7 separate regions of the Homo sapiens genome follow, and all the other regions are linked to region 1. Evidence: chromatin loops called from intact Hi-C (ENCODE). Cell type or tissue: dorsolateral prefrontal cortex. All regions are shown on one strand.

The links. A loop is a pair of places that touch in the nucleus more often than their neighbours do. Peaks named below come from ENCODE experiments on the same cell type or tissue, not always from the same donor. Only the 100,000 strongest peaks of a DNase experiment are listed, where the experiment ranks them.
Region 2: it touches region 1 in a loop (2.8-fold over the local background); 29 of 110 quality-filtered maps call a loop at or near these places.
Region 3: a loop joins it to region 1, with 8 times the contacts of the local background. A loop is called at or near these places in 5 of 110 quality-filtered maps.
Region 4: a loop joins it to region 1, with 13 times the contacts of the local background. A loop is called at or near these places in 94 of 110 quality-filtered maps.
Region 5: it touches region 1 in a loop (5-fold over the local background); 88 of 110 quality-filtered maps call a loop at or near these places.
Region 6: it touches region 1 in a loop (7-fold over the local background); 92 of 110 quality-filtered maps call a loop at or near these places.
Region 7: it touches region 1 in a loop (4-fold over the local background); 4 of 110 quality-filtered maps call a loop at or near these places.

What each region holds. Positions count from the first base shown.
Region 1 is chr11:19,551,809-19,555,808 of GRCh38, forward strand. It overlaps a transcript of NAV2 not described here. Among named protein-coding and RNA genes, the nearest start is that of MIR4486, 22 kb to the right of the region's middle. RefSeq lists an enhancer at 1,962-2,011. In dorsolateral prefrontal cortex, CTCF peaks have their summits at 2,123 (motif pointing left) and 2,328; DNase peaks (open chromatin) are centred at 468 and 2,093; H3K4me3 peaks cover 346 bases; H3K27ac peaks cover 1,568 bases.
Region 2 is chr11:19,159,046-19,163,045 of GRCh38, forward strand. All of the region lies in intron 10 of ZDHHC13 (zDHHC palmitoyltransferase 13), which reads left to right. Among named protein-coding and RNA genes, the nearest start is that of CSRP3-AS1, 36 kb to the right of the region's middle. In dorsolateral prefrontal cortex, a CTCF peak has its summit at 1,999; no DNase peak of the experiment used is centred here.
Region 3 is chr11:19,344,216-19,348,215 of GRCh38, forward strand. It overlaps a transcript of NAV2 not described here. Among named protein-coding and RNA genes, the nearest start is that of E2F8, 110 kb to the left of the region's middle. RefSeq lists an enhancer at 1,078-1,157 and a silencer at 2,168-2,237. In dorsolateral prefrontal cortex, a CTCF peak has its summit at 2,286; DNase peaks (open chromatin) are centred at 966, 1,556 and 2,266; H3K4me3 peaks cover 2,491 bases; H3K27ac peaks cover 901 bases.
Region 4 is chr11:19,069,347-19,073,346 of GRCh38, forward strand. No RefSeq gene overlaps it. Among named protein-coding and RNA genes, the nearest start is that of MRGPRX2, 11 kb to the left of the region's middle. In dorsolateral prefrontal cortex, CTCF peaks have their summits at 2,008 (motif pointing right) and 2,238; a DNase peak (open chromatin) is centred at 2,055.
Region 5 is chr11:19,324,324-19,328,323 of GRCh38, forward strand. No RefSeq gene overlaps it. Among named protein-coding and RNA genes, the nearest start is that of E2F8, 85 kb to the left of the region's middle. RefSeq lists an enhancer at 2,709-2,858. In dorsolateral prefrontal cortex, a CTCF peak has its summit at 2,324; no DNase peak of the experiment used is centred here.
Region 6 is chr11:19,309,166-19,313,165 of GRCh38, forward strand. It overlaps CSRP3-AS1 (CSRP3 and E2F8 antisense RNA 1), which reads left to right. Exons shown (of 6, transcript NR_183675.1): 6 at 1,467-4,000. Among named protein-coding and RNA genes, the nearest start is that of E2F8, 70 kb to the left of the region's middle. In dorsolateral prefrontal cortex, CTCF peaks have their summits at 2,366 (motif pointing right) and 2,571; a DNase peak (open chromatin) is centred at 2,366.
Region 7 is chr11:19,473,409-19,477,408 of GRCh38, forward strand. It overlaps a transcript of NAV2 not described here. Among named protein-coding and RNA genes, the nearest start is that of NAV2-AS5, 32 kb to the right of the region's middle. In dorsolateral prefrontal cortex, no CTCF peak of the experiment used is centred here; DNase peaks (open chromatin) are centred at 1,633 and 2,232; H3K4me3 peaks cover 1,243 bases; H3K27ac peaks cover 2,797 bases.

The DNA.
Region 1 (4,000 bases):
TCCTGGATGGGATTTATTTGCCTTCCTTTTCCTAGCCTTTCTTTCCTCTTTACTCTGCTCCTTCCCCTCCTTCTCCTCTCCTCTCCTCTTCTCTCTCTCTCTCTCTCTCTCTCTTTCTCCACATCTCCTCTCCTTTCAAGAGGACATTAGCTCCCTGACTGCAACCCTGGGGTCTTGGGGCTTCTGAGGCCTGCAGGCTCCCTTCCCTTTGTCTGAGGAGGACGGGGGAGGCAGTGAATTATTGATGAGGCCTGTGCTCTATGGATGCCCAGGGCTGAGACTGGGGTGGCCTGGGCCCCTGGAGAAGGCAGCAAGACTGGTCAGTTTGGGAGACAGGACAGAGCCTCTTGGGGTGTAGGTGGCAGGGAGGGGCGGGGGAAAGGGCTCATTGCCTTTTGGCTTTCATTTGCCTCTTTGCGGTGCCTGGGGCTGGGAAGAGCAAGAGCTGGAGTCACTGGGAATCCGTGGACAGATGGAGACACCAGAGGGGAGGCGTGTGAGGCGTCTGCAGGGAATTCACAGTTTACAGTCATTGAGTGTTCAGCCTCCCCACTCTGCCTCTCTACACTTCTCTGAATCAATTCCCAGAAACCCAGGGGTTGTTCCATCGGGGCTCAGGGGCATGGAGCCCAGGGCCTGTCCTGCTGGGCCCTGTGGCCACGGGCACAGGAGCCACCCTCTCCCCTCCTCCTCACTTTTCTCCCATCCCACCCAGACCGAGCAGAAGCTCCCCAGCCTGAATCCCATTTGGGTCAAAGAACACAAGAAAAACTCCATTTGTCACAAGGCCATGGAACAACATTAAGCGGAACCACTCTGTGACATGAAGGACGGTAGGACCATAAATTATTCAGCCTCACAGACATTATAGGCATTTTGGAGAGAAAGTGAAAAAAAGATTATTTCAGCGCTGTAGTGTAAAAGAGCTGAACAGCATTCATTGGCCAGCGTGCTGTGAGGATTTTCTGCCTTAAAGTAGCTCTCTCCGAGGGGCTGTTTCCTGGGCAGCAGTTCCACCCACCAAGGAATTTGCTTACTTCTTTAGCGTTAACATTGCATTGTGAGAGAGTGTGTGTGAGTGTGTGTGGGGGGGAAGGGGGGGAGCTGGATGGGAGTGCTGAGACCATCCTTCTCAAGGCAGGGAAAGGAACGCGTAAGCTGAAATTCTTTTTCTTGTCCTCTGCAATTGCGGAGTGAAAAGGAAGGCAGGTTTTGCAGCCTTGCCTCCAGTCTCAGCATGGCTGTGTAACATGCTCTCCATGGATACATTTGTGCAGGAAAATGTCCCTTGGTGAGGAGAGGCATTCCTGTTCCCTTGCAAGAGCCGGGCTCAGAAGGACTCTTGGGAGGGCAGCATTCTTTCAATGCATAGCCCCATCTCCAGCCCAGATGGACCTTCAAGCCAGAACCTTTGTCTAGAAAGCCCCAAAATTCCTGGAAATCTAGAGACAGAGATACAGGAGGTCAACAGCCCCACCCCTAATCTTGGGCTTCTCACTTGTTAATTTCATCGTCTTGAGCAGGGCTCTCTGAAGTCAGGGGAAATGTGCGGATTCTGTTCCTGGGGTTCTTCCCAGCTCATTTTGGAAGGAGTAAGAGAGATATGGGGGCCTACCCCTGCTTTAGTTCATCCTCCCTCTTGGGGATACCCACCCAGGCCTCAGAGCCTTCATCTGAGCACCAATATACAGTAATGCAGACCACACACACACACCTCTCTCCCCTCCCCATCACCCCAGGATGAGCCAGGGAAGGCACTGACCAGCTGATTTTCAATGCCTAGGAAATGGGAGCTTGGGCTGCGGGTGGCCTCAGGCTGGTTTGCATCTTCACCTCTGGGAAGGATTGTTTGTAACAAACTGATGTATTTAACAGAAGAGCACATGCAAATATGCCTTGGCATTGCCGAGATTGAATCCAGCCTTTGCTGCTGCAGAGCAGGTCTGGCCATTCCCTTTCTGGGGAGACACACCACAGCTGCCAGGGCTCCAGGGACCCAGACTGAGGAGAGGTACAGAGGCAGCACCAGCCTCTCTGTGCCAGCCGGGTAGTCATCAGATGGTGGAGGCCCAGAATGGGTGGCAAACCCCTCGTGGGCTTTTAGCAGAATTGTGCTGCCCTCTGCTGGCGAGTTTGGGTGGACTCAAAGGGCTTCACGCCCAGTAGAAAAAGAGGCTGCTTTCTGTTCCCCTAGCAATCAGAGAAGGGGACAGAGCATTTCATACTGAAAAGTTGTGGGAGCTCTCTCTCCTTTTTTGTTTTTGAAATTCTGCGCTCTAAGCCAGGAGGCAACACAAAATAAAGGTGGCCAGAGGGAACTAATGCTGGGTTAGAGTCTTCTAAGGGCCTGAAATCGTGCTATGACATCTACGTGCAGGCATTTACTTTATTCAGAAAGCAACTCTGATAATTAGAATTTAGAATTTTAATTTGAGAAATGAGGAGAGTGTGGCTCAGAGAGGTAAATCAACTGTGCTAAGGCCACACAGCTAGCCAATAGCAGAGCCAGGATTGAGTTTGGGCTGTCTGATGCCAATGCCCACACTAGGCCAACCTTACAGTTTGTGATTTGTCTCTGGATGTTAGAGAGCAGGAAGTGTCTAACCCTCTGGGGGAGACACCAGGCTCCATTGCCCAGCTCCTCCCCACTCATGGGGTAGGCTTTTGTTAGAAAATGCGTTGCCCTGAACCCAAAGCTAGTAGAGGCGCCTCAAGGAATGGAAACACTGCTGGTCTGGCTTTGTGTTCTAGCTCTGCTGTTTGTGGGCTTTGTGACTTTCAGGCCACTTGTCCTCCAGGGTTCTGTTTCTCGTCTATAAAATGAGGGAGTAGGTAAGGATGAATTAGATGGTTGTTTATGGTGGTGGTGTTTTTGCCAGCAAGGACATTTCTTAAAAATGGTTTTCTATCCACTTTGGGAGGCCGAGGCGGGCAGATCACCTGAGGTCGGGAGTTCGAGACCAGCCTGACCAACATGGAGAAACCCCGTCTCTACTAAAAATACAAAATTAGCCAGGCGTGGTGGCTACTCGGGAGGCTGAGGCAGGAGAATCACTTGAACCCGGGAGGAGGAGGTTGCAGTGAGCTGAGATCGCGTCATTGCACTTCAGCCTGGGCAACAAGAGCGAAACTCCGAAAAAAAAAATTAAAGATAAATAAATTTTTTAAAAATGGGGTTTCTATCTCATACATACCATGTTTTGCAAAAAAAAAAAAAAAATCTTATCTACCCATGTATGTATGTTGTAATAATTTATTCCTTTTCAGTTTTGAGTAAACAAGATATGTGACTATCTTAGATTGGGTTCCCCGATAAACAGATTCTGAGACAGGGATCAATGTACAGGAAATTGGGGCATGTCCTGGTAATGCCATCAATGAGGTGGGGAAGCAGAAGCTGGCAGAGGGAGAGGTGGAACCATGAAACATGCACGACAAAGGCCTCAGCTGGTCCCCAGGTAGGTCTGGGGCTGGGAAGAGCTGCAGAGTGATCCCCACTGGGGAAAGCAGGCCAGGTCTGTGCACTCCCACATGAATCAGGCAAGGTCTATCACCTTGGGCAAGGCAGCTCTTTCATCCAGTGCAATTCCTGGGGACGAACTAGCCATAAACCAACAGCAGCCAACACTCCCAGACCTGGGGGGGGCTCTGGGCAGCTCACCACAGCATCCACTCCAATCACTGTGTACTCATAAGAAACAACAAGCAGCAGTGAACTCCAACCCGTATGAGTTTTACATGGGGAGGCCTTATTGAAGGTCAATGTTCAAGTTTTATTAGCTGTTTTGGAAGTAAACATTGCTCACATTTTTGCCTTCCCAGATTTTTGCCTTCCCAGGTACTAAAGGTTCGGGGACTCTAGGTTGAAAATGTGACTCCTTCTTTCTAGCATTCTCTGAGGGTGTGGGGTTTGTATGTCCTGAAGACCCCAAGAAGATGCCACCACCAAGGAACAATAGTGAATTTCTCAGCAATAGTGAATTCCTCTGCTCCCATGGTG
Region 2 (4,000 bases), 390 kb before region 1:
CTTTAAGCATCAATTTTGATGTGTATCTCATTTTGCCTTTAAAAGAGTAATGTTATTGTTAGGAATTTAGGTATTGGAAAAGGCCCAGGGAATGCAACTTATATTTGCATTCATTTAATGGTTCTGGATGAAGACGTTTAATGTTGAAAATCTACTTGATTCTAAAAGTAGTCTCAGAGTACATTATGGAAACAGTAAGTATCTAGTATTTATTACTCATAGGAGGGGAACAGTAGAATGTATTATTGTTTTACTTGTACCATAATTTGTTGGATTGTCTTGAGATTCCTTCAAGGTCAGATGGTTCTCATAATTTGGTCAGCAGTTACAGTTAATTAATACATTTTCTGAGTACTAAGACGGACTGCATGAAAGGGATATTGGGGAAAATATGGCTTCCTCAGTAACGGTAAGTGTTAGTGATATTATCTAAGGCAATGATTCTCAATCCACGGTGAAAATAAATTTACTTTGCCACTCAACATATATGTAAAACAAAGACTGTACTCCTAATATATGCTTTACTCTATGGTGTTATTTCATCCCATTTCCTTTTTAAAAAATTTTAATCATGGCCCATTTAATTCTTTCATGACTCACTAATGAATAGCAGCCTGAGATTAAAACAAAAACAAACAAACAAAAAAACTCATCCAAGGAATAGGTTTATTACTTAAGGATCAGGGCCCAGGACCAAGTCCAGCTTAGGGGTGTGTTGTTCTCTTAGTGTTGGCCAAGTCCTGTCACCTAGAAATGGGGAGAGGGGTTACTTGGGCTCTAACCATTTGTGACTTCAGGTAGGTGGAAGGCATTTTCAATCTTCCCACCTCTTGCCAGACTCCCTTCTCCCCTTCCAAGGACCCTGGGAAGCCCTGATGGCCTTGCTTTGCTTATGGAGTAGGAGAAGAAGGAATGTTGTAGATAGAAATATACCTTTCAGTGTGTTCATTTAAACTTCCACATTACTTCTCTTTCTGGTAATAGCATTTCCGAAAAGAAAGAACAGAATGTTTATGGGAGACATGCATAAACTGAATTCAAGAATATTTTTTCCATAGGAATAAATGTGAAATGAGATGGCCATAGGAGTTCTCAAAGTACATATGTCCACATCCATTATAGCATGTTTTTCCTTTATGCTCCTTTTTATTTCTGAGCATTATCTCTAATTTAATTTTTCAGATTTCTTTAAATGAATGGCACAGCATACATTGGGGCCATTTGGCTTTTTTCAAAAGATTTTATTATCTCTTCTTTGTCTCATAATTACTGATTTGGTGGCAGTTTTTTAAGCACTAGCCTTATTACCACCACTTAATGAAGGCTTGGATGATATTATTATTATGATAGAAAAATACATGATTTTATAAGTAGTCATGAGTGCATCAAATAACAGCACAGGATACAACAAAATCACTTGCAGAAGACCTAACGCTCATAAATTCTAGGGTAATTGACATGACACTGAGGAAGGAAAGTTAGCTGATATTTTTGTTTACCAATCCATATGGCAGTGGAATAAAACAGTTTTAAAAATGTGTTTTTTGATAAATTTTTAAAATTTGAGAAACATGTCAGATTTTGCACAAATATTGAATTATTTCAAATTTGTAGAATCAAAGTCATAAATGGTTACAACCCAAGTAACCCCTCTCCCCATTTCTAGGTGACAGGACTCGGCCAACACTAAGAGAATAACACACCCCTAAGCTGGACTTGGTCCTGGGCCCTGATCCTTAAGTAATAAACCTATTTCTTGGATGAGTTTTTTTTGTTTGTTTTTGTTTTAATCTCAGACTGCTATTCGTTAGTGGGTCGTGGAAGAATTAAATGGGCCGTGATTAAAATTAACAAAAGAGAACTGATTTCCATAGCTAGACAGAATCTTAAGATGTTGGAATCAACAAGATGGATGATTTTATTTGCTTGTACAACCTAAAGCCCTTTGTTCTAGGCAACCATATGAACCTGCTACTTGTGAGGGCATATAAGTCAGTAGGTGGCATACTTCACCATCAGAATAATGTTCTTCAAACTAAATTTTAAATCTTGGAACTGCCTTGTGGATGAACTGAGATGCCGCCCTGGGTTTTAGGCTAGCTTTGTCTCAGGCTGCCGTCTGGATTGAATAAGGGCATCTGCTTCCGCAGATACTGGCCTATTAGGGGAAGACATTCTGGGGCACTATGGAAGAAGACAAAACGATTTTGAGTTTTAGCTCTTTTCAGACTAGTTATGCACCATTGGGGCAAGGTACATAATTTCACCAAGCCTTAGTTTTTCTGTAAATTGGAGATAACAGAAACAAGCTCATGGTGTGGCTGCAAGGATTACTATAAAGTGCTCACCACAGTCCCCATGGCAAAATTGGCATTCTATAAATATACCTAATATTTTATTATTAATTATTCTTATGAATAAAATTGATGTGGAAGGCTGCATGTTTAAACTAATTTCAAGGGCAATTCTAGGTTGGCTTCTCAGATGATCAGTTTCTTTTGGTACCTTTTATAAGTTCAGCAAGTAATGTCTGGCTTGTGCGAGGGGGGATTGAATACAATAAAATGGAACCTTATTGATGAGTTTGAAGGTAAAATTCAAACTCAGGAGAGAAATGGTGAATCACTGAATATTACATTTGTGATATTGGCTGTAACTAACTGAGTTAAGTTTAAGAGGGATAAATACATGTAAAGTCCCATACTGAGTTTCAGAAAATCAGTTATACAAGTGCATGTTATGGTGAGCTATGACATAGCTTCTGGTCAAGTGCAAAGGAACGAGGCGCTGTGACTAAATGCTCAGTGTGGCTAGTGATGCAGCTGTCAAGAAAGCAAGTATATTCTCACATAGTATTACAAGGATTTGAGTGTCCAAGCAAAAGACAACAGCAGCTTCTCTGTCCTCTACACTGGTGTTTGCTCTGTTTTGAATTATATCCTTTTAAAAGAGAGAATGACAAATGGGAGCATGAACAGAGGAACATGACCAGGAAAATGTTATATAAGGACAGTGTTGCTGTTTATCTTGGAGGTATGATCACTGTCTTCCAATTTCAAGTGTTTGGAAGTCTATCATTTGGAAGCCAATGCACTATGTAGAATGGGCACTCAGTAAAAATGTATTGAACCAATGAGGGGATAAGCTTATGTAGGTTAGATCTAAAAGACAGCTACTGTGCAGATCTAAAGGATCTAATGAATGAAAATCAGTTGGTTGAAGTTATAGAAAGGCAAATTTTAGCTCCATATTGAGAGACTTAACTGCAAAAGTGTTACCAGCTTACTGGGAAGGCTGTGTGTCTATAAACTATAGTCCACATCTGAGTGCCTTAGATAAAGCATTCTTAAATTCAGGGAAGGGAGAGTATGATTCTCTCCAGGGAATCAGAAAAGATTGCAAGGAAGGAGGGAAAATATAAGTTAGGTTTTAATCGCAGTTAAGACTTGGATACCCTAAAAGTGTGGTTTTAGAAGAAAATGAGAGGAAGTAGGGGACATTTTAGGTCAGTGAACCACACAGGCAAGAGCACCAAAGCAAGGAGTGTCTTCAGCTTCTATGTGAGGTGATAGGGTGTAATTCACTTTACTTGGAGAGTGGTGATCCAATGATTCCCCTGCCATTTGTTTTGTAAGTTAATCAAAATAGGAGCCGAAAATTCAGTCAGCTCAGCGTGCAGGATCATTGCATTATGAAACTGAACGTATTTTTGAGAACTGAACGTATATATTTTGAGTCGTGTGTCGATCAGGATTTCATAAAGAAATTATGATGTGATTCTTTCACAAAGGATCTTGCCCTATGTACCTTTAATAGTGTCTTTCTGCAAACATGTATCTAATATATAGGGAAATACTTTTATTTGGAATCTCTGAATCAAGAGGGTTGTTTCTTTGAATGATTTTGTTAAAATGATCAAAGAATATTTTTCTAGATGCTCACAGGAGAGCCACAATTACACCATTAGAGATAAATTTATTTGGTCTTGAGTGTCACTTTT
Region 3 (4,000 bases), 210 kb before region 1:
TCTCTCCTGCCAAGACCAATAGGACTTCTTGCTTTCTCACCTTGGGCACCCTGTGTGGTGGGGCAAGTTTTGATTGGATGATAGGATCGGAGGCGGAGTGGAAAGAGAGAAATGTCCACGGTAGTGCCTCTCCAGACATGCCTGGCCTCCCCTTTTACTCTTTGGACCTGACCTTAACTTAGGAGAGGAGAGAACATTTTTTCAGAAGTTCAAGTCTTATTTGCAGTACTGGGTTCCTGATATCCTCTCATGTGGGCACTTACGTACTAGGCCACTCCATGAAAGAGAGATAAGGGACATGGGGAGCACAAGCCTCCCAGATTCCAAAATGGCCCTGGGTAAGCTAAGAAGAATGAATAACTGTCCGGAGATGGGTAACCTTGGGGATAGGATGTGTTGCCCTCTAGGTTACAGAAGGTCTGGCTGTTAGTTGGCCCAGGGATCCTTGTTCTGCGTGTCCAAGAATCACAAACGGGTCTTGACATGGAGGCAGATTTCAGTTCAGTGTTGGAAAGAGCTTGCTGTCAACCAGAGCTCTACAATCAGGAAGGCAATAAGCACCGTCTTGGGAGCTTCAGAGAGCTCCATCCAGAGAGGTGTTTGGACACAGGCTGGACAGCTCCCTGATGGGATCCTGTCCAGGGGATTCCTGGATTTAGTGAGAGGTTGAACCAGGTGCCCGGAGGCATCTTCTGACTCAGGTTGTCCAACGATGCAGGTCTTCCTTAAAGTGTCAGGTGCGTCTGTCCCACAGAAGAAGGGCGTTAGCAGGCATGATTGGCATGTCTCTGCCTGGCAGGTCTGCCATTGAATAGCAGCAGCTCCGGAGAGACCCTCTCTCTTTCTCTGGTCCCCTAGCCTGGGAAAGGGCTCGGGACCCTGGAAGGGGACCGGGGTGGCGAGGCCGCCGATTGGCAGCGAGGCGCCATGTGAACTGCACTGGTTGGCTGGCGGGAGGGAGGAGGAGGCGGTTTCCCGGGTAACGGGAGGGCAAGGAGCGGCTGCAGCGGCAGCGGCCGCGGCTGAGAAGCGCGGGCCGGAGTGCAGTGCGAGACCGGCTGGAGGAGGCGGCTCCGCGAAGCCGGTGTGGGCGCAGGTAGGAACCCCCTATGCTGCCTCCCCCAGGTCGGGTCTGGCTGGACTGCCCGGCGGCGGGACCGGCCTGGGAAAGTTTGCGGTGCAACTGGGTGGGCAAGGAGGAGAGGACTTGGGGATGCTCTGTGCTGAGCTCCGGGGTCCAGAGCAGGGTGGGGACTGCCGTTGGGGAGAGGGCCGGCCCCTCATTGAGAGGCTCGGGGGCCACACCTCTGCTGCGGGACTCTGACCGAGGGCCAGGGCCTCTCAAGCCACCCGGCCGCAGCATAGATACCGGGCGAGCGGACGCATAGCCACCCGTGCGCGATGACGGCCGGCGGGCCCTTGTTCACAGATGCGCTGGGAAACTCTTCCCCAGCAGATGCGGGGCTGGGCGCCCGGCGCAGTGCTCCGAGGCTGCTCTGCGAGCTCGGGGGCGCACTTTCCCGGCCTCCAGCGACACTGCGCACGCCCCTATCCGGAGTGGGTGTGTGTCCCTCTGGGCGTACGTGCCTGAGGCTGTGCCACCTCCTGTGCTTGTTCTTGTGTTTCTGACTGTCTTGTTTGCGTGTCTCTGTGGGTTCCCCTCTGCGTGATTGTGTCTCTGGGTGTATCCCCGCGTCTGGGTCCCTCTGTGTTTGCTGTTGGCATGGGTGTCTGTGAACGCCCTCTCCAGGTTCTTGTGTCTGAATACCGCTATTTGTGGATCCTTCTGTAGGCGTCTCTGTGTTTTCGGTCTGTGTGTCCTCCTCTCTGTGTGCTAGTCTTTAGGTGTATCTATGAGCGCGTGTGTTTTCTGTCTGCGCCTCTGTTTTCTAGCTACGTCTGTCTCCGAATGTAGGTCCAGTACCTGTCTGCGCGGGTCCCTCTGTGGAGGCGTGCTTCCTCGTCTGTGATCTGAGCTTCTGTGATCTGTGTATATGGATGTGCGTCTGTAAGTCTGTATGTGTGTCTGTCTGCATGTCTGCGAGTATCTGCTGTGCTTGTGTCGGTCTGTGCCTCTTTGCTGTGCCTGTCTGTCCATACGTGTGTATGTGTTGGTGGGGGTGGTGTAGGTGGATCGGATCCGAGCCAAGCCGGGGGCAACTAGGCCAGGCCTGCGGTTCCCCTGGCTCTCGCTCTCCCACGCTCCGGTTAGCTGCGGGCGGCGGGCTAGGGCGCGGGCGGGGAGGGGGCGCCCGAGCACTGGGAGCCGCGGTGCCTCCCGGGTGTGCGCTCCGCTGAGCCGGCTCCTTTCTTGCCTGCAAAGGGACTCAGGCGGCGGCGGTGGCAGCCCGCGTCGCCCAGCTGGGGCCCTAGTGACTTATTTTTGTGTGTGATCCTTTCTTTTCTTCAGGGAAGAGGCGGGAGCACGCTCCGCTCGCTCGCAGTGCACAGATAAAGGCGCCAGGGTTGGCGGCTGGGTCTGCCCTCCCTCCCCTGTGGCTTAGCAGAAGTGGCCGGCTCACGGGCTCCCTTTGGAAGCAAAAAAGCCCCTAGATTAGAAACTCAGCCCAGAAACCACCATGCCTCCTTGGTTCTCTTTCATACCTCTTATGTAACTTATTTATTGATTGATTAATGAAAAGCTAGATTTCCAAGAAGCTCTTCTGTTTCCCCTATTGACACCAAGGGCTAATTAAAAATGCGATTTTGGTGATAAGTGTTAATTAGACCATTGGAAAGACCCTTCTTTTAGATGCACCCTTCTTTTAGAAGCTTAACTCCAGGTATAAGATGAAACAGGTCAGGCCCCCAACCCTCCAACCTTTAATCCAGATTTAAAAAACAGTTTCCCCAGTCCCGGCAGCCACTGGAGAGAGGGACAGGAGTGAGGAAAAGGCCAAAGGGGCATTGCCTGATTTTGCAAACTTTGGGAAAATCTAAGGATATTTTGCCAAAGCTGGGCTCACAATTCCAACACCCACAGCAGAAGGAGTAAGTTATACCTAAGAAGGCCTGGCCTGTGACTTGTCTGGCACCTGGAATCCTAAATTGGCATTTAACAGGGAATGAAGTTTTACTGCAGGAAGGGACTTCAGCGGGTCCCTCTGAAGGATGCCTCTACCTCTAAGACTAGGAAGCTTTTTCCTGTACCATCTATGTACTGGGCTATATCTCCAAACCTGTCTTTAACCTCCGTCCCACCCAACCTCCCACCCCCGGGGTGGTTGCCCAGAGGAAGAAGGATTTGGGCAGATGTGGAATGGGAGTTTGAAGCCTTTTGGAGGCTGTTTGTACCAGGCAGGAAAAAGTCTTGGCAGTGTGTTCAGAAGATCTTCAGTAAGAGTGGGCTTGTCTTATGAACTTTGAGGAGAAGCCAGGGCTTGCCCTCAATGCTCCCCACTCATCTTATGGTGCAGTTTGGCCAGGCCTTCTTGTTTTTCTCCTTTCCCTTGCAGCCGCTCAGTTCTGACTTATGACACAGAGAGGAGAAGCTGCTGATCCATTGCTGCATTTAGGGATCAATCCAGCACGCATGTTCATTTCTCAACAATTCAGTTAAATGTTCCCTGAGTCCTTTCTTTCAGTTCATTTTCATTCAAGTGTATTTAAACATCCTGAGATTTCTCTGGCAGTAGGAAACCAGAGCTTTTACATCAGGGCATACTCTCTTGAAGTCCCCTCTGCCCAGTCAGGAAATAGACTGGATGTGGCAGCTAGCTAGCTGACAACAGCATCCTTGCTTCTCCTCTTTCTCCTGTGACTCTCTCCCCTCTGGCTCCAGCACAAGGACAGCAACAGCCCCAGAACTGGTGGAGACTGACTCCTAGAAAAAAACAAAAGGCTCACAGGAGGTGTTGAACATCCTCCCACTTCCTGCTGGTTGGGAGGTATTTCTGTGGCGAGAGCGTCTGTCCCCATGTGCACTTGGGGCGTGTGCGCCGGCTGGTGTGATGGGATGTGACAGGGTCTCACCCGGGAGGGAGCTCCAGCACAGGGGCCT
Region 4 (4,000 bases), 480 kb before region 1:
CTGCATGTGGATATCCAGTGTTTCCAGCGCCACACTATGAATATTTGTTCACTTAATGGTGTCCCATAAGTCTTATAGGCTTTCTTCACTATTTTTCATTCTTTTTTTTTTCTCAGACTGGATAATTTCAAATGATCTGTCTTTGAATTTAGAGTTCTTTCTTCTGCTTGATCAAGTCTATTGTTGAATCTCTCTATTGTATTATTTATTTTATTCATTGAATTCTTCAGCTTCAGGGTTTGTTTATTTTTTTAAAAAATCCACCTTCTGTTAAATTTCTCATTCATATCATGAATTGTTTTCCTGATTTTGTTAAATTGTCTATCTGTATTTTTTGTATCTCATTGAGTTTCCTTAAAATCATTATTTTGAACTCCTTTTCCAGAAATTTTTAAATTTCATTTTTAGCAGAGTCTGTTACTAGAGGGTTATTGTATTCCTTTAGTGGTGTCGTATTTCCTTGCTTGTTTATGTTTCTTCTGTCTCTGCATGATGTTTCTTGTATCTGTGCATCTGATGGAACATTTACCTCTTCCAAACTTTCTAGAATCATCTTTGCAGAGAAAGACTTTCACCTGCAGTTTGGTCTTGGTGTGCTGGTTGGTGAGGACAACTCTGTTTTTGGGTAAGTTGAGTGATATAATCTCTATGCAGCTTCCTCATTTGTTGGCTCACTGAATAACTGTGGGTGCCTCAATGACTTAGGTTGTAGAAGTTTGTGGCGGTGGCAGTAGTGGTGGAGGTTGTTAAAGTCTTCATGAGCGAGGGCTTTTGGGGTCCTCTTATTCTTATTTCCCCCACAGTGTGGAGACTTAGCTGAGAAAATCCTTCTCGGTATCAGGTCGGACATGGCCTACATGCAGCTGCAGTGGTACTAGGTTCCAGGTGAAGGTGCTTAGAGCATTTGTGGGGTTGGGGTCCTAGGCTCAGTGTATCACAAACCTATTGTGGCACCTGGATCTTGTGGTGCAGGTTTGCTCTCTGTGTTTATTGGATGTAGGTTGTCCAGAGAGCCGTGATCTGGGACTCTGAGGCACCTTTAGCAGTTTGGGCTCAGGGGCTGGGTTGTAGCTGCAATTCTACTTCTAGGGGCCAGGGCAAAGAACTGGTCTGACTCAGGAGAAGAAGGAGTGCTCTGGAGGTTTGGGCCTGGGGAGCAGAATATGGCTGCAATTCAGGACCCTGAGCCAATAGGGCTTGGTGGCAACTCAGGTGTCAGGGATGAGGAACCATGTGGTGACTCTAGACCTTGGAGATGGTGGGGTATATTTTAGACTCTGTGAGGCCAGGTACAATGGCAGCGAGGACCCTAAAATGTCAGAGCACAACTGTTGTCTTGGCCCTGGGGGGCAAGGAGCAGCACAGCAAAGACTCCACTTCCTGAGGAGTGAAGTCTGACACTTAACTTTTTGCAATACTCATTGTGTGAACTTTAAGAAGCTCCTTAACTTTCCTGGATCTCTATTCCTCATTCCTAAAATAGGACTAATCCTGTAGTTCTCCAAGGGTGTTTTGAGAGTCATTTGGTTAACTTTTGCATGCTTCATAAATGACGGTATTGGTTAGTCCTGAGTCTTCTGCATAATAACTGTTTGATATTGAATAAGCTATTTTCTCTCTCAGAGCCCCAATTTTGAAATCTGTTAAATACATATAAGATATGCCTCATAGAAGTATCAAATTAAATTGTAAATTAAGCAATATAAAGCAACTGGTACAATGCCTAGCTGATAGATGCTTGATAAATAGTACCCCTGTTATTCTAATTCAAATTTCACTGCCAAGTTTTGAGTTAAATTTAGAGTTTCAACTTCATCAAAATTTTACTGTTATATACTTTAATGAGGAATTTTTTAAGGGATTCTGAAGCAGGGAGCACAAAGAGCAAGCTCTTAACATTTTGGCTTCCGGTTGCCGAAATATTTAATACCACATCAGATTGTGAAGGGATAGAAAAGAAATGTAATGTTACCACATTACGTCACTAGGTGGTAGTCAAGGATCATTGCTTTGTTAGTATGCGGTAACCCTTGACTGGCCAGCAGGGGGCCCATGTCAATGACATTGCTGGAAAAAGTTTGGGATCTCAAGCCGATGTGTGTTTGTGCGTGGTGTGTGTGCCTGCGCGCAAGAGGGAATAGGGAGGGAGGGTGAGGACAGAGGGAGGGAACAGGAAGATGAATCCAAGTGAGACGAATGCCCTGTGAAGTTTGGGAACCGGTCTCTACTCACTGTCTACTTACCCACGCCAATTTTCTTTTCTTTTCCTTTCTATTTTTTTTTTTTTTTTTTTTTTTGACAAAGTTTCCCCCTGCACCCAGGCTGAAGTGGAGTGGCAGGATCATAGCTCGCATCTCCAAACTCCCGGGCTCAAGCCGTCCTCCCACCCCAGCCTCCCGAGTAGCCAAGATTATCCATCCCAATTTAAAGTAGAGCAATGAAGGGGACCCATGTAATTTTTGCAACCTGAGCATTCATGGATGGCAGCATGTACAGCAGCTCCTGCGAGTGTCTATTAATCAACCACTGAAATGCTGGTCTCAAATCCCGATCTACTAAGTCTGTGAATCCAGGTTAGGACTACTAATTTAATCTTACTGTCATGTTGCTTAACCTTACTAGTCAGTCCTTGGCTTCCCCATCAGTAAGATGGCTGTTGTGAGGTATTCAAGGTGCACATGTGAGTGCTTAGCACATGCTTAAAGCCGTGTGACATCAGAATGTGCCCTCTGTCATCGTCAGGACCATCTTTATTATTTCACCGACTTTCCCAGTCTTCCACAGGGTTTCTGAAGCTTGCTCCTAAAATCCCAATCCCCAAGGCCAGCTGAAACTGCTCAGCACGTGTCTGCCACGTTAGGCTTTGGGGCAGGGCAATAGCCTGAGGACAGCAGATGGAAGCACTGGGCAAAGACACGGTGCCTGCACCTGCTGCTATGCGATGGAGGGAGGTACGCCCCAGGTTCCCTTCTGTTCCTGCTCCTCTGTTAGAGCGGATACCTCATGTGAACATGGGCTGGAGACTCGATAGCCCTATAGAGATGGAAAGGGTTATTACTTCTGGTATAATTCTGTCATTTGTTGGGAAACAAAAGAGTAAGTCTTACTGCCCATTACGTCTCAGTAACAACAACTGATCTCCATGTCTTTCTGACTTTCAGGGAGCCCCAGTGACCTTCACGTCACCCTCTTCTCCCCAGGTTCCTTCAGGCCTGGCTGCCATCTGGCAAGTCCTGCCTGTCTGGTTTTCCCAGGCTTCCCTCTGCCAGTGTTTGGCCAGGGCGGGCCAGGGAGAGGCTGTAGGGACCAGCTGCCAGGGGTGGGCAGGGTGTGTCTGACCCCACGGTGGAGGGTTGGGCAGCCAGGGAGGAGGGCATAGTGTGGAGGTCTGCGTCAGTGAAGACTTGGGTGCAGTGAAGGCCTATAGCTCAGGAGGCTGAGGGCGACTCCCTGAAGGTTGGGCTGGTCCCAGGCTTTGCTTGTTGGATGGAGGAGACCTGTGGGGCCTCTGTGTCAAACCAGCTCCTGTGTCCAGCCCAAATTTAGAAAATCAGTGTGGGGGAGCCAAGCTTACCCCAATCCACAGATAACTGCACAGTTTGGAGTTATGCTTTGAGAGAGTGAAGGGAAGGACTTGTCGGGGCAGGATGTGTTCCAGAATATAAGGATCCGAACAGTGTGAGCCGTTTCTCACATCCCTCTCAAGTGCTAACCTACTCAGCCTCCAAGCCCATGCTCCGCAGGCCTCTGTGCTCTGCACTCCTCTCTCCTCTTTGCCTTCTGTAGTCCCCTTTACCTGTTAGGCCCCAGAAGGCTCCCGTTTTGGGGTATAACCCAGGTCCTAGGGCACTCCCCTCATCTGAACTCTGTAGCTGCTGCACCTGTCTCCTCTGCTCCTCTAGGCTGAAAGCTCCCTGAGAGCAGGGCCTATGTTATTCATTCATGGATTCACTCATCCATTTCTTCAATGAATATTGATTGTGCACTCCTTGCTACTTGA
Region 5 (4,000 bases), 230 kb before region 1:
CAGAGCAATCAGGCAAGAGAAAGAAATAAAGGGCATCCAAATAGGAAGAGAGGAAGTCAAAGTATCCCTGTTTGCAAATGACATGGCTCTATAAATAGAAAACCCCATACTTTCAGCCCAAAAGCTCCTTAAGCTGATAACTTCAGTGACATCTCCAGAATACAAAATAAATGTACAAAAATCAGTAGCATTCCTATACACCAACAGCTATCAAGCCGATAGCCAAATCAGGAACAAAATCTCATTCACAATTGCCACAAAAGAATAAAATACCTGGGAATACAGCTAACCAAGGAGGCGAAAGATCTCTTCCATAACTACAAAACACTGCTAAAAGAAGTCAGAGATGTCAAACAAATGGATAAACATTGCAATGCTCATGGATACGAAGAACCAATATTGTTAAAATGGCCAGACTGCCGAAAGCAACTTACAAATTCAATACTAATCCTGTAAAACTATCAATGACATTCTTCACAGAACTAGAAAAAACTCTTTTAAACTTCATATGGAACCAAAAAAGAGCCCCAATAACCAAGGCAATCCTAAGCAAAAAGAACAAAGCTAGAGACAACATATTACCTGACTTCAAATTATACTGCAGGGCTACAGTAACCAAAACAGCATGGTACTGGTACAAAAACAGACACACAGACAATTGGAAGAGAATAGGGAGCCCAGAAATAAGGCTGCCCACACTCAACCATTTATCTTTGACAAAGATGACAAAAACAAGTAATGGAGAAAGGACTCCTTATTCAATAAATGGTTCTGAGATAACTGACTAGCCATGTGCAGGAGATTGAATCTGGACCATTTTCTTACACCATATGCAAAATTCAAATTAAGATGGATTAAAGACTTAAATGTAAAACCCAAAACTACAAGAACCCTGGAAGACAACCTAGGCAATACCATTCTGGACATGAGAACAGGCAAAGGTTTCATGACAGATGCCAGAAGCAAATGCAACAAAGCAGAAATTGACAAATGGGATCTAATTAAACTAAAGAGTTTCTGCACAGCAAAAGAAACTAACAACAGAGTAAACAGACAACCTACAGAATAGGAGAAAATATTTTCAAACTATGCATCTGGTTTAATATCCAGCATCTATAAGGAACTTAAACAAATCTATAAGAAATAAAAAACAAATAAACCTGTTAAAAAGTGAGCAAAAGGCATGAACAGACACCTTTCAAAAGAAGACATACATGCGGCCAACAAGCATATGAAAAAAAGCTCAGCACCACTGATCATTAAAGAAATGCAAATCAAAACCACAATGAGATACCATCTCACGCCAGTCAGAATGGCTATTATACGATAGTCAAAAAATAACAGGTGCTGGGGAGGTTGTGGAGGAAAAGGAACATTTATACACTGTGGGTGCAAGTGTAAATTAGTTCAACAATTGTGGAAAACAGAATGGCAATTCCTCAAAGACCTAAAAACAGAACACCATTAAGCCTATCAATCCTATTACTGGGAATATAAATAATTCTATCATAAAGACACATGCACGCGTCGCAGCACTATTCACAATAGCAAAGACATGGAATCAACTTAAATGCCCATCAGTGGTAGACTGGATAAAGAAAATGTGCTACATATATACCATGGAATACTATACAGCCATAAAAATGAATGAGAACATGTCCTTTGCAGGTACATGGATGGAGCTGGAGGCCATTTTCCTTAGCAAACTAATGCAAAAACCGAAAACCAAATACCACATGTTCTCACTTATAAGTGGGAGCTAAATAATGAGAACACATGGACACATAGAGGGGAACAACAGACACTGAGGCCTACCTGAGGGTGGAGGGTGGAAGGAAGGACAGGATCAAGAAAAATAACTAATGGATATCAGGCTTAATACCTGGGTGATGAAATAATCTGTATAGCAGAACCCCATGACACAAGTTTACCTACATAACAAACCTGCACATGTACCCCCGAACTTAAAATAAAAAGAAAAAAGAAAAAAACAAGAAGCAATGAAGACAGCTTTTGAAAATGCTTTCTGGAAGGCATTTTTGAACAAATTTGTGCTAGTTCTCCACCTCCTCTTCAGGCTGAGCTTTGCTGACTGAAGTCATTTGACAAGATTTCAGCAGAGTGGAGTGTGTAAATGTTATGCAGAATGAATTACAGGTCTGGAGACATTCATTTCATTACCCTAGATTCTATTAGCAAAGTTCACTTTATGGAACAGTCCAAAATGATTTATCTAATGCCTGCTTCTTCAGGAATGTTTCAAATCCTGAGCTATAAGTGGTTGTTGAAATTATTAAGAGATGTCCATTTTAGCCACTAGGAGGTATAGTTGTGATTTTGGAATGTGCCTTCAATTTCTTTTTAAAATGCAAACCAGACCATCCAATAGAACACCTAACACAGTACCCAGCCCACAGCCCAGGCTCAGTGCTGATGAAGGAATGCAAATGTCAGTTGTCAGAGAGTCCTCTCTCCCCAGGCCTGCTTTGGATATGCTCCAGGAGAATGGGGCTGTGTCCCCGATACCTACAACAGCTCTTGGCACATGGTAGGCACACAATCAATATCTCTGAATGACTGAGTGGATGAATGATGAGATTTTCCTGCACTTCAGCCACATTTTCACACACAGTGGAGCCATCCATCCATGTGGAACCCTTGGTTTGCCAACACTGCTTTGGAAAAGTGGGCCAAGGATAAGGACTGTTGTCATGGCAGTCTGACACCGCCCATACCTTCAGCCTCTATCCACATCCTCTTCCACCCTCAACCCAGTGCTGTGGCCACTGGCAACTTCCCCCAGGCCTCCTTCTCAAGGCTTTTACAAGTGCTATTCCTCTTTGGGGAGAGGCCTCATCTGTACCCACCCTTGCCTTGACTCACTGATTGGCAAGTTAACTCTTGCTTATCCTTCAGGTTCCAGCTCAGATGTGGCCTCTTCCAGGGTATTTCTCTGACTGCACCCTCTCCCCTCACTGACTACATAAGGTTTCCCTGTCATGTGCTCTTATGTACTGTTTTTCAAAGTGATTATCAATGTTTATAATTTTGTTGTGTAATTATTTTAAGGCAGCATTGTGTAGTGATTAAGAGCAGGAACAAATGCCTGCAGGGTTGAAACTTCAGCTCTGTCATGTGCAAACTGCGTGAACTTGGGCAAGGTATTTCACCTTTCTTTATTCACTTCCTCATTGGTAGACAGGAGACGACACCACTACTCACTTTTAGGGTTACTTGTGACAATTAAATAAGCTAATAAATGTAAATGCCACTTTGAGTTGGCCTTTTTTATTTGACGAGTATGTGTCTCCTGTGCTAGCCCCATGAGGATAGAGTGGGCATTTTACTTGTCATTGTATTCTCATATTTAGTGGTGTCTGGTCTCTGGTAGGCACTCAATAAATTTTTGTGAAATAAATGAAGGAAAAATCACAAACTTTTTTTCAACAAGCCAGGTACAAGACAAGAGGAGGAAGCCTGCTGCAAAGGATGCAAAAGGCCCATGCCTCCAACCTCAGTCTGGCTGTCATTGCTAACGTCACTAAGCCATGGTTGCCAGGCAATTGCTGGGGGAAAAAAGCACTTTCAAAGCCAACTAAGCACCTACTGTGTGACACTGTGTGACAAACTCTCAACAGCATCCAGTCCTGGCCCTGTAGGTCCTCCCGGAATAAAAATTTTCTCAAACCTATATATGTGGCTCTAATGAGATGTGTTAAAATAGAGCAGTGCTTTTCAACTTTTGTATGAAAGCTGCAGGATTTGTTAAAACATAGACTGCTGGCCCCACCCTCAGTAATTCTAATATTGAAGTAACTCTGGGTTGGGATTCAAGAATTTGCATTTCTGACAAGTTCTACTTGCAGCAAATCCTGTTGGTCCAGAGACTACATTTTGAGAACCACTGAAATAGGGGCATGTTCTTGACATGAATGGGGAAGCAGTGTGATTAAATTTGACTCTAGGAGAGTGGTCATAGAGGTGGTGACATTTGAACTGG
Region 6 (4,000 bases), 240 kb before region 1:
GTGTGCTGTTCCTAAAGCCCTGGCTGTAACTTCTCCTTGTTTCTCCTATCCAGGAAGGCACATCAGAATGCCTGTGATAAATATTAAGTATTTCATGTTTGTATATAGAGCCATTTTTACATTTGCCCCTTTATTAGTAGTAGCAAATAATAATATGAACTGACACATTTGTAATGTTTTAGACACTTAACATGTGTTAACTTGTTTAATCCTCATAGCAGCCCTGTGAGCTAAGTACTATTATTATACTCATTTTACAGATGAGGAGACTGAGTTATGGAGAACTTATCTAATTATGTAATTAGCCTAAGCTAACACTGCAAGTTAGCAATAAGTAGAAGTCTCCCAGGGCCCTCCCATGCCCTCACAAAGCACGAAAAGCAATAGAATGTGGTCTTGTGGATTAGGAAACGGAGACTCAGCAGGCCATGGGTCAAGGTGACTAGAGCAGCCCTTCGTGTGAACTAATGCCTGGAGACCAGACAGTCCAGGACAGCTCTGTGAATGACAAGGGGACAGGTGATGATCAAGAACAGATTCCCCCTCCCTCCTCCATGCCTTGGCAACCTCAAACAGAATAAAACAAAATGACCACCACAAGAGAGGAGAGATAGTGAAACACCGGACTGAATAATATCGTATTAAATTGTCTGAGATTAGATTTCTCCCTGCTGTTATACAAAAATACAGGTTACATTTCTTGCAACCATTTCTACTTAACTTTCCTTTCTCTGCTGGGTTCTGGGAGGGAAACTTCAGTCAGACTTGTCACATGCCCAGGCTTTACCCAGGAAGTGAGCCTCAGTCTCATCTGCTCTCAAATGCCTAACTTATCCTGCCCCGGGGCCTGGCTGGACCAGGGGTTGGGGGAGTGAACAGTGTGCAGGCCTCCTCCTCAGGGGCCTCCCTGCATTGGAGATCATTGATTTGCTTGTTCCTCCTCCTCTCGCAACAGCACCTGCAGTTCTTATTTCGTGGGGAGTGGTAAGGAGTGGTTCAGACTGGTCACGGTTTCTTCCAGGTCTGTTGTTTACAGCATCAACTTCATCCCCAGGCTGCTTGCAGGACTCAGGCAACTGAAGCTCAAAAGCCCAGGTCTTGTAGCTCAAGAGTCTGGAAAGGTTTGCAACCTTAAATTCCAAGGGTTTGGCTGTACAGCTCTCCTCTGTTCTGCTGTAATCACCCAATCAGGAGGCAACAGGTGCTTCATGGTCCAGTTTAGCAGCTTTAAGAGATACTGGAGGAAAATACATCACTTAATATCATCCAAGTACGCACCTATTTGCCATTCCTAGGTGACTCAGCCTGGGCAATATTCCCGCCTACCAGCAATCTTTTCAGCTCCCTCAGTAAAATACCAACACACCCTGTGGCTCAGTGATGCATTGAAGTCCCAATTTAGTGATACCTTATTTACAGATTTTCTAAATAAAATTGCTAATACAGTCAACCCTTCATATTCACAGGTTCTGCACCCTCGGATTCAACCAACCAAGGATTGAAACTATTTGAAGGAAAAGAACAATAATAATACAAATAAAAGCCAATAACAATATAACAACTATTTATGTAGCATTTACATTGTATTAGATATTATAAATAATCTAGAGATGATTTAACGCACATGAGAGCATATGCATAGGTTATATGCAAATAGTATGTCATTTTATATAAGGGAGTTGAGCATCCACAGATTTGGGTTTCTGCAGGGAGCCCTGGAATCCTGTGGATACCGAGGGACGATTGTACATTTTGAGAACCGAAGCCCGGTGCTACCCTGTTGCAGCGATGAAGTATCCAGGTCACCTGGAGAAAGCTGACATAAGAGCAGGCACACAGCAGGAAGCTTTGATCCTCATCTTCTCTCTGGCTGCAGCCCTCAGCTCTTGTGCACCAACTCTGACCAATGACTAGGACTGGCTGCTCGGAGTACAGCTGTATTGAGAAAGATTCTGAGGCTGGGTCTGCATTCAGCAGGAAAAAAAATGAAGTAATTGTTTGGTAATGCCTGACATAGGCCTAAGAATGGGGGAAACGGTAACCCTCCTGCCAGGTTTTGTAGAATTTTCTCTAATTCATTTTCTTTAGAGATACGGTAAGGACCCGCCCCCACCCAAATGGGTAAAAGGCAAAGCCTGGTTTCCATTTTTTTGTAAAGCCTCAGATCACAGGGGCACCTGAGCCATTAGTGTCCCAATGGCAGGGCAAGGCAGGCATGTCTATAAATCTCCAGTTTTTTGTTTGCTTATTTTCTTCTTTAAACTGCTTACAATTTCTCCTCTTTCATCCTCATTTCCACAGGAGGTGTAACACTATGGACGAGTGGGCAACTGGCTCTTCAGGCTTGGAACCAAGAGGGGGCAGCAGAGAGCAGAGAAGAATTGGTTGGCTTGGGCTGACCCAGACCTAGGAAAACTTCCAATCTTCTTCTTCTTCCCTCAAAACCGAATCCTTGTGGACTCACTCTTGAGACTATTGTCCACACAAGTGGTGTGGTCCAAGGCCACAGCAAGAAAGGTCTGAGGGAGTTCTTTGGGGTTCAGGTGGAGAAAAGCCTGTGCTGGATGCCAGGCTGCTCTGAGAACAGGAAGGAAGATAATAATGTTAACAGCAACAGTTACAATTACCCAGCCCCTGTAGGGTGCCAGGCCCTCTGCCAAGGTGCTTTCTTTTCATTCTCTCAAAGACTACTTGAGGTGGGGAAACCCCCAGTTTACAGATGAGAAAACAGGGTCCCAGAGTGGTTAAATACCTTGCCCATGATCACGTGACTAAGGGAGGGCCAAGCCACATTTTAGACTCTTGCCTGTCCTGCCCTCTGTGTTATGGTGCCCTTCCAGGAAGGAGGCAGAAAGGTGCACCTGGAGTTAGAATATCCTTGGGGAGTGTCCCGGACCCAAGGGAAGGCAAACGGTCCTTCTGGTACAGACTGCTGTCTCCTGATGGCCACGGGTCTCCTGACAGATTTAGCCAATTCACTGGCTCACAGGTCCATGCACCATCCTCAGCAGAGCCGGGGTAAGGTAGCTGGGCTCGAACAGCCCCAGAAAAAGGCAAAAAGAAAGATAACAGAAACTTGTATGGAACTTTCAAGTACTCACTGTGGAAGTCATTGATTTATCTGCCTACTGTGAGAGTTATGTCACGTTGGAAGGTCACATTAGAACGCCCCTCACCTCCTGCAGCCTCAGCTCCACCCTGGGCTCAGAGATCAATCCTTGCCTTATTTAGGGAAGCACATCCAAGCATATTTGAAACTTTTGGGATGGGCTTGGGGATACTGGCACCAGGGACATCTTGCTGTCAGTACTGTCCTGATTCTGAGAACTCCACTAACGCCACATTCCTCAATCCAAGCCTGGATCTGGGACTCAGGCTGCTGCCTCACTAAATGCCTTATCTTTTGGGTCACTGCAGACCAGGGCCCTGCCTTCTTTAGCCAATGTCTGTTTCCCTCATCTGGCAGTAGGACATCAGTCTACCAAAAGAGTCACATGTTCATATCCCAGCTTAGGTCCAAGTTGTGAACCAACTTCATTTCTTAATGTAATCACTTTTTTGGTATTGCTTTTTTTCTCTAAAAAGTATGTATATTTTCTGATCCTACATGTAATATTTTCTGGGCCAGTTGCAGTGGCACACACCTGAGCTACTCAAGGAAGCTGAGGCGGGAGGATCCCTTGAGCCCAGGAGTTTGAGGTTACAGTGAACTATGATTGCGTCACTGTACTCCAGCCTAGACAGCTAGCAAGACCCCATCTCTTAAAAAAAATTGTTAGAAAATACTTTAAAGCATCAAGGAGAAAAAAATTTCTCCTATCTTTCTGGATACATTTTTCTCAACTGCGCTTATTACTATCTAACACCGTCCTTTACTTAGGTTTTCATTGTTTGTCTCCTTCTCTAGAATGGGAGCTTGACAACATGAGGGATTTCATGTTTTGTTCACTGCAAGTTCCTTAATTCCCAGAACAATACCTGGCACATTTACAGAATGAAT
Region 7 (4,000 bases), 78 kb before region 1:
TCCAATGACCTCATAATTCGTAAGTCAGCATATACTTTCAGGTTTTCTTTTCCAGAGAAACTCCAAGTAAAATTGGTTTAAATGACACTGAAGTTCACTTTCCTTTCCTGCAAAAGCGAAATGATTTGGGATCACACCCCTTCCCTTTAAGGTACAACCTGGAAGTTTTTCACCTTTCTGCCCATGTTCTGTCAATCAGAACCCAGTGTCATGCATATAGCTGTGAGGGAGGCTTGGAAATGGAGTTGCTCTTCTGGCTGTCACACTGGAAGTGGGTGCATGGGATGCTGTGGTGCCTCACCCAGGTCCCCTCTTAAGGACTGATAGGCCTATCCCCCAGCTGCTGAGAGCACTGATGACTGATAGTACATAACTCTGTCCCTTTCTGATTATTCCTCAGAGCCACAAAGAATTGTCTCACCCAAGATTATACTTGCCCGAAGTTTCAAGCTTCCCGGAGGAGACCATTTTTGCCAAGAATTGCCTTATGCTGACATAAAAGGTTATGACCTCCTTGGCTGAATTTGAGACAACTCTGAAGGGTCGTTCTAGCTCCAGGGGTCCTCATCAGGTCCGCTGGGGCCTGCAGGCCCACTATTCCTTCTTTTTAGTCCTGGACATTTCCTTACACATAGCCCTCTCTAGAGCACTGTCCCATAAACTGGTCTTCATTGCTCTGTGCCAGAAATAATTTCAGGGAACCCAAACTAAGAAATTGGGGTTCTAGCCTATGGAAGAAGTAGAAGGGTATGAGAACCAGCAGTCCTTTTTGCCTGCAGCCATCCCACTTCTCATGTCAGCTCTGAAGAAATACTTGTAAATGTGTCCAAAGAAGCAATGCAAGGCCAGCCCAGTGGCATCGTTTGTGAGAGTGAAAACAATGAGACGCTAAATGAACCATAGTGAGGCTGTATTTTGGGGCATGTTAGAAAGACTGAGAAAGTTCTTGATCTGCTGCATTCTGTATTCTCCAAATGTTGACTGTAATAAGGAAAGTGTGAAAGATGTGTACACTATGATACAATTTTATTAGAAAGCATCAAACAATACACGTATGTGTAGCCATAGAAAATGTATGGTTTATAAACAGGAAACAAAAGAAGGCTACTGTGGGCGCTGATGCTAGCAGCTGCCTTTGGAGAGGACAGGAGAGCATGTGAGGCTTTTAAGTGTAGCAATGGAGTGAAGGAGTGGATGAGGGTGATCTATAGAGCTGCAAGCCTTATCTGTAATGCTGTATAAAAACAATATATTCATGGATTATTTGCACAGTTAAAAAATCTATATTAAAAAAGAAAAATAGAAATCCATTATTGCTCACAGGACTAAAAATCAAAGTCATCTCCAGAGAACCGATGAAAAAAGCCAGCTTTGCTGTCCAAAGAGAATCCTTTATTTTTATTTCCAGGAGGTCTTGAGACCTCAGGCAAATCACTCTGCCTCTCTACACCTCAGTTTCCCCATCTGTGAAGTGGCAGTCACAAGCCCCGTCTCATCTGCTGCAAGGCTGAGACGCGGTAAGCTTTACAAAGCTGCCAGCCTGGTGCCCAGTACTCCATTAGTGGTGGTGGGTGGTGGGGAATGAGTTGGTCAAATGAACAACTGTCTCATTCAGGATGCCCAGCCAGCTGCTTAGACAACTTTCCACTGGGCCTTGGGTCAGCAGCCACAGAGAAGGGGAGGTCTCTCCACTCCCTGGTCACAGCCTGCATCTGGGGAAAGCCGGAAGGCTAAGGACAGATGATTCCGGACCATTCCAGGTGTTCTGGGATTGAGTCTCTCTTTCTGATATATGAGCAACGGCGTGTGTAGCTGCTGGGCATGTTTTGTGTTACGTCAAAGGATTTGGGTGGTTTTTCTGTCCTCTTGTTTCTCAGAATGAAGAGGACAAAGCCTTTCTTTTCAGTGAAGCCCAGCAGACCAGAAAGGCTTTGAAATCATGAAATGCAAATACTGCTGCCTTTGAGCCACATGGAAGGCGGAGCTGCTGAATTAAATTAACATGGCCCATAAATAGAGAGTTTAAAAAAATGGGAGGCCAAGTGTTCAGAGGCTTTTGTCCAGGGGAGAAATAATCACAGGACAATGGTCTATTTTGTTTGGATTACAGGCTGGTATCACATTAGCTCAAACCTGGCAATATTTATGTTGAACACTGCTGTTTGTGGAGCCGCTGCTGTCCCAATTTATCTCTCTGGGGAATCCCTGGAGGCAAAGCAAACTAGGAAGGGAATCTCCACCTCCTGCTGACCTGCCTGGTTCTGCCTACCACTGCCAGAGAGTGCCTAGTGCTTGGCCATCCATGGAGAGGAAAATGTCCCACAGAGAAAATGAGGACGTGCAGATAAAAGTCAGCCTGAAAAAAATAGTTGTTCAGGAGATGTGCCATAAAAATCGGTCTGTCCTGCCTTTCTTGAGAAATCAGAAGAACCAACAACTTTTGTCGTGCATGTTCATATGGTAAGAGCCACGAAGTGGCTGCCCCTTGGCTCCAGGCATTCCTGTTAGCCTCAGTCTTCACCATGACCTTTCTGCCTGAAGTCGAGTGTCAGTTGCCCTTAAGAGCATGCCATTCTTTTTTTTTGAGACAGAGTCTTACTCTACTCACTAGGCTGGAGTGCAGCGGCGGGATCTTGGCTCACTGTAACCTCCGCCTCCTGGGTTCAAGCAGTTCTCCTGCCTCAGCCTCCCGAGTAGCTGGGACTACAGGCACGCGCCACCATGTCCAGCTAATTTTTGTATTTTTAGTAGAGACGGGGTTTCACCATGTTGGCCAGGATGGTCTCGATCTCTTGACCTTGTGATCCACCTGCCTCGGCCTCCCAAAGTGCTGGGATTACAGGCGTGAGCCACTGCACCCGGCCCATTCTTACACTATTGTTTCTCTTACAGTCAAAAATAGTTCTCTAAACCCCCAACATTATTAAGATGTAAGATAATGCAAGCTAGACCATCAAGAGACTTTTTTTTTTCCCCTATAGCCAGCCTGCCTTACTCCTATGGGTATTTGTATTGCCAACCACTGGGCTACTGCTAGAACCTCTAGGCCTGGATCCTGATTTCAGTTTTTTACCAACTGATCTGATCCTAAGCAGCCATTCCTGCACTCTCTTCCACTTTGATGCCACTACCCTCACATGTAAAAAAAGGTGGGGGGCAGTTTTTCCCCCTGAACTATGTTCTGAGTAACATTAGCTCTGTGGAACATGATAGGATCCATGATCCAATACACCGGGAAGCACATGTTAGACAGAACAAGTCAATCGCTGTGTGCAGGACTTTCCAAGCTGATGTGCATCTGTTTCCCAAATGAATTTACTAGGAAAGCCTATTTCATGGAGCCTCTTGGGACACTAGTGTTCTCTTGCTTAGACTTGGGGAATCAAAAGGTGATGTCCAAATTCCTGCCAGCATGAAAGCTCAGTGCCCAGGATGGTCCTCCCGGTACTTAGCCCTGGGTCAGGGCATCTTGCCCTGGACCAGCAGCCCCAGTTTCTACCACCTTCCTATGTGGTTTCCTTCTCCCACCCTCCACTCTCCCTCTCCTCTTCATGGCCCCCTCAGGTGTCAGGTGGGAGGCTTAAAGGAGAGGGGTTATCACAGCCCCACCCTCCATCATATTGCATTCCCAAGGGGTCCTTTGCCCCCACACCTGGTCACAAGGAGATAAATATGGCCAGTCTTGGGTCAAGCGAAATGATTTTTTTGGATAAGACTATCCAAACCCTTCCCAAGGTAAAGTCAGGTTCTCAGGCAGCTCTCTAGCAAAGCTGACAGATAAGCATTGATGAGGGTATTGCTAAGAAAAAAATGCAAACCCTATAAAACCTGTCATATTTATGGGCCTTTTATGTCCAACTCTGCTGTTCTCTGTTTTCTGCAATTTTTGCCACTTACATTACACCAAAACCTCCTAGAAGGCAGGGAGCTGCACTGATTTTGTTTGCATTATTTATTATATTTTGTGCATTGAAACAGTTTATCAGCAAGGATTTATTGA